Regions from separate parts of the Homo sapiens genome. Here region 1 is linked to region 2. A link is a loop called in an ENCODE intact Hi-C map of the cell type or tissue named here. Cell type or tissue: heart right ventricle. All regions are shown on one strand. Region 1 has its middle 120 kb from the start of GNAI1. Region 2 overlaps MAGI2 (membrane associated guanylate kinase, WW and PDZ domain containing 2).

Region 1 (2,500 bases), 2.0 Mb before region 2:
GCTCTGCCCAGTCTGAACTTCCCAGAGGCTTTGTTTACACTGTGAGGGGAAAACCGCCTACTCAAGCCTCAGTAATGGTGGACGCCCCTCCCCCCAGGCTTGAGTGTCCCAGCTGGACTTCAGACTGCTGTGCTAGCAGCGAGAATTTCAAGCCAGTGGGTCTTAGCTTGTTGGGCTCTGTGGGGGTGGGATCCACTGAGGAAGACCACTTGGCTCCCTGGCTTCAGCCCCCTTTCCAGGGGAGTGGAGGGTTCTGTCTTTCTGGCGTTCCGGGTTCCACTGGGGTACAAAAGAAATTCCTGCAGCTAGCTCGGTGTCTGCCCAAATGGCTGCCCAGTTTTGTGCTTGAAACCCAGGGCCCTGGTGGTGTCAGCACCCAAGGGAATCTCCTGGTCTGTGGGTTATGAAGACCATGGGAAAAGTGTAGTATCTGGGCCGGATAGCTCCATCCCTCACGGCACAGTCCCTCACGGCTTCCCCTGGCTAGGGGAGGGAGTTCCCCTACCCCTTGTGCTTCCCAGGTGAGGCAACGTTCCACCCTGTTTTGGCTCACCCTCTGTGGGCTGCACCCACTGTCTAACCAGTCCCAGTGAGATGAGCTGGGTACCTCAGTTGGATATGCAGAAATCACCTGCCTTCTGCATTGGTCTTGCTGGGAGCTGCAGACTGGAGCTGTTCCTATTCAGCCATATTACCTGTGAGTCCTACTATCTTATTTTTAAAATACAGTTTTTCTTGTTTATTTTACTAGAGAACTTACTAGCAAAGCAATCCACTGCTTTACTCTTGGTAACTTTCGTTCTGGTCTAACTTGGGAAACTGTGGCCATGACACAGGAAATTTTACAAGTAACTGCATGATCTCAGATATTACATCACTATGTCATATTCTTCCTCTGAAGCACAATGGATTATGGCTTCTTTAAAACTCTAAAACAGTCTGGGGAAAATATTGGAAAATATAATAGTCCCATGCCTACACTTCTCTTTTAAAGCCCAGGCTTTAAGTATGACGAGGCATAAGTAAAATAATGAGTTTTTCCATTTTTGCCTTTCCTCCCCGTCCCCCAACCTACCTTCAAACTTTCATCATCTGTGCTTGTTCCTGACTTCCTGGCCACCTATGGTGCTCTCCTGCCAGATTGTCTTCCTCCATGTTGGCCACAAGGTGGCGCTCTCAACGCTCATCTATATATATTCCACTATCACTGAGACCCTCACTACAATGAACCCCCTGTGAATGTGATTCTGTCTCTCCCAAGCGTTCTGAGGTTGTTTAGACAGTGTTAACAGGACTAATCTGATAAGTGAATTTTCATATTGGAGAAAGACTAAGAAAATGTTCAAGGACTTACTTTCTCAGTGTTACAGTCATTGTTTTCTGACTCAAGAGTTCTTTGCTTAGAGGAAAGTGACTCCGATGTTGAATTACATTACATATATTCTTGCATACTACATGTGTTCATGAAGCTATCCCTGATTTTGATAGGGGATTTGGCGATAAATTTCAAAGTAAAGTAGGGTTTCTACTTCTCGCTTATCTTTGTCCTAAACACATTTTCTTGCTCTCCAGACATCTTGAAATTTGAATATATAAACAAAGTGTAGGTAGAAGGGGTATTATGTGATAGAAAGTGGCTGCCTTTGAAATCAAAACATGTTTGAGTCCCTACTCAGTCACTTACTATATGGGTGATCTTGGTTGATTCTTTTAAAGTCTGTTATCTTAAACTGTATTATCTCAAATGGAGGTCATAATGCTTTATCTCTTTTGTAGGTTCTTTATCTCTTTTTTGTGTCTCTTTATGTCTTTTGTAGGCTCATTGCAAATCTTAAATGATCCATTTTATACAAAAATGTGTAACGTGTATTCTTTTATTCAACAAATACTTACAGATTGCCAATATCTGCCTTTTACTCTGTGCCAAAAAAGAAAGTTATTGATCTTATAATTTTATCTTCAAATTTCACAATTTTTCTCCTGGCTTCAATTACCTGGAAATATTATTATTACCAGGAAAGAGTATGTAATATCATATGACATACTGATATGGTCCATGCATGTTATTCAATGATGAAATATCTTCATTATCTTCGTGATACACCCTTTTTTTCCTTTGTGGTTGAACTGTTCTCTCCATATGATATAATCCTCATAGAATCTACAGGAAAACAGTCTCTGATTCCCTACGTCAACATCACTTTGTGCACACTGTATTGAATTGTGAATGTCTGCTCTATACATGTGTTTCTCTTAACAGACTTAGGGCAGTGACTACTAGACATTATTCACTTTTGCATCCTCCTCACTTAGCATAGTAACGTCAAAGTAATTGTTTTCAGAAAGTTGGTTCAGGACTCATTAATGGATAATTTCAATGAGTCATTAAGTATGGCCACTAAGCTTCCAACAGACAGGCACAAATTCACTTATCCTTCAATTTTACTAATATTGCAGAAATGGATGCTTTAAATTTTACTAAAATATTCTTAAAATCTAT
Region 2 (2,500 bases):
ATAAGTAGGCAGCAGGTGGGGTACAGAAGAAAAATATGATTGACCCTCCCATTGCAAAGTGCTTTCCCTTAGAAAGTGTATGTCTCACATCTGTAAAGTTGGATATTTTATCCCCATCTTATAAAGGAAGAAATTGAGGCTCAGAGAGATTTAGTTGTTGGTCCAAAATCACGTCACCAGTAAATACATGCCAGAGCCAGGATTAGATTCCAGGACTTCTAGGATTTTACCATGTGAAAATGATAATGGACATCAGTGTATGGAAGAAGGAAGGTTAACATTATGCCCAAAATGTTCCATTCGAATTTCACATAGAATGAGAAACGTTTTTGATTTGCCATTCTAAAGATGGCCAGAATTATTGGGAAAACCATTGCCACTGCCCTTTTCCTCTCCTTATTGCTTTATAAATCAGTATCAAAGGTACTATATAAGAACCCTCAAGTTTCAAACAAAGTAGACCCTGGACATTAATGGACTGAGTATGCACAAGTATCACTGACAGCCTCTGACACGTTACAGAGGCAAGAGCTTGAATCACATGCACTGAGGTTGCTGTGTGGGACTGAATCTTTTAGCTAGTGAGGGAGGCTCACCTGGCACCCAGAATTCAAATCTATCAATGTGGTTTCTTCGTTCTCCACTCATGACCATATACCAATTCTGTGGAAGAAAAATTACACTCTAGAATATCACAAAATTTGAGCATTTCCAAGGTCATGAGACATATTTCTTACAAATATCAAGGATTCACAGTAATTGGATTTCCCTGCTTTCATTTCCCCTTAGTGGCCAGAAGCTCCAGGGAACTGTTGTTGCTCACAGTAGCAGCTAACTCATCTCAGATTCCTAATACATCTGTCCTTCTACTTGGCCTCTGACCAGCTGTTGCTTTAAAAAAAAAGTCATCTCTCATTTTAATCATTGTTTTATATGTGTTTTGATGTTGTCAATTGTCTTAAATCCTTTTTGGAAGTAGGTAACTTAAATCCTAAGTAAATGTTGGAACTAGACTTCCTAGAAAGAATTATCTTAGTCCTGGGGCCCTCCATAATGTTAGAAGTACTAAAAAGAATTAAGTTCCATCCGGACTTGGCAAAGAAAAAAAATGGAATTAAGGACGATTTTTTTTAAAAAATGATAGTTTTAAAATGTATTTATCCAAATTCTGAAACTGACAGCAGCTAGGAATATGCTTTGAGTGACACCTACTGGTTGAGAACGTCACTTCCCAACTTCCAGAGAACCCAGACCAGTGTTTCTCAAAGCTTGGCTCTAAACCAAGCTTGTCCAACCCGCCTCCAGCTTTGAATGTGACCCAACACAAATTTGTAAACTTTCTTAAAAGATTATGAGATTTATGCATGGACCTTTTTTTTTTGAGCCCATCAGCTATCGTTAGTGTATTTTATGTGTAGCCCAAGACAATTCTAATGTAGCCCAAAGAAGCCAAAAGATTGGACACCCCTGCTAGGCCACCTTTTTCAGAATGGGTGCCTGATAAAAATACAGAGGACTTCCTGGGCCCCGTGCTGCTGAAACCTCCGGGCCTGCTCCTCCCGGGGAATCTGTATTTTTCACCACCACCCTGGTGATTCCAAGGTCTACTCGAGTTGGAGACCCATTTATTCAAGGGCTGTCAAGTGAGCTGTCTATACAGGACTATCAGGCCCGAGAACACCCCCGGAAGTTAGCAGGGCCAAGGCGAAGGGATTAGGCCTGGGCTTCGCGTTGGCCTCCCCGGTCCACGGACGAGGTTCGGGGCGTGGGGGCTAAGCGGGGCGGAGGGAACCCCCAAATCCCCGGGGGCGCGGCCGCTGCCCTCTCGGCAGTGAGGGTGGGGGTGGGGGTGGGGGCGGCGGTGGCTCCGGCCCCTGAGAGCAATCGCCCCAGCTGCCTGCCCCTGTCCCCGGCGTAGAGAGGGCACGGGGACGTCCTGCGTGCGCCACTGCTAACGCCTGTGCTTCCCGTCCACAGACGAACCCGCCCCCTGGAGTTCTCCCGCTGCCGCCGCCCCAGGTCTGCCGGAAGTAGGCGTCTCCCTGGACGACGGCCTCGCTCCATTCTCTCCATCACATCCAGCCCCACCCTCCGACCCTTCCCACCAGATAAGCCCAGGCCCAACTTGGGATATCAAACGGGAACACGACGTTAGGAAACCAAAGGAGCTTTCAGCCTGCGGCCAGAAGAAGCAGCGCCTCGGGGAGCAGAGGGAGCGCTCGGCGAGTCCGCAGAGGGCCGCGCGGCCGAGGCTCGAGGAGGCGCCCGGCGGCCAGGGGCGGCCCGAGGCCGGCAGGCCCGCCTCGGAGGCCAGGGCGCCCGGGCTCGCGGCGGCAGACGCGGCGGACGCGGCGCGGGCGGGCGGGAAGGAGGCGCCCCGTGCGGCGGCGGGCTCCGAGCTCTGCCGGCGCGAAGGCCCGGGGGCTGCGCCGGCGTTTGCCGGCCCGGGCGGCGGCGGCAGCGGCGCGCTGGAGGCCGAGGGCAGGGCGGGTGCGCGCGC

Evidence for each region. Peaks named below come from ENCODE experiments on the same cell type or tissue, not always from the same donor. Only the 100,000 strongest peaks of a DNase experiment are listed, where the experiment ranks them.
Region 1: a loop joins it to region 2, with 19 times the contacts of the local background. A loop is called at or near these places in 5 of 110 quality-filtered maps.

Annotation. Positions count from the first base shown.
Region 1 is chr7:80,018,028-80,020,527 of GRCh38, reverse strand. No RefSeq gene overlaps it. Among named protein-coding and RNA genes, the nearest start is that of GNAI1, 120 kb to the left of the region's middle. RefSeq lists an enhancer at 257-762. In heart right ventricle, a CTCF peak has its summit at 1,168 (motif pointing right); no DNase peak of the experiment used is centred here; H3K27me3 peaks cover 676 bases.
Region 2 is chr7:78,019,454-78,021,953 of GRCh38, reverse strand. MAGI2 (membrane associated guanylate kinase, WW and PDZ domain containing 2) reads left to right here. Exons shown (of 22, transcript NM_012301.4): 22 at 1,978-2,500. Among named protein-coding and RNA genes, the nearest start is that of DDX3ILA1, 30 kb to the right of the region's middle. RefSeq lists a silencer at 2,271-2,430 and an enhancer at 2,411-2,500. In heart right ventricle, CTCF peaks have their summits at 1,005, 1,211 (motif pointing left) and 1,991; DNase peaks (open chromatin) are centred at 1,253, 1,653 and 2,033; H3K4me3 peaks cover 1,312 bases; H3K27ac peaks cover 1,728 bases.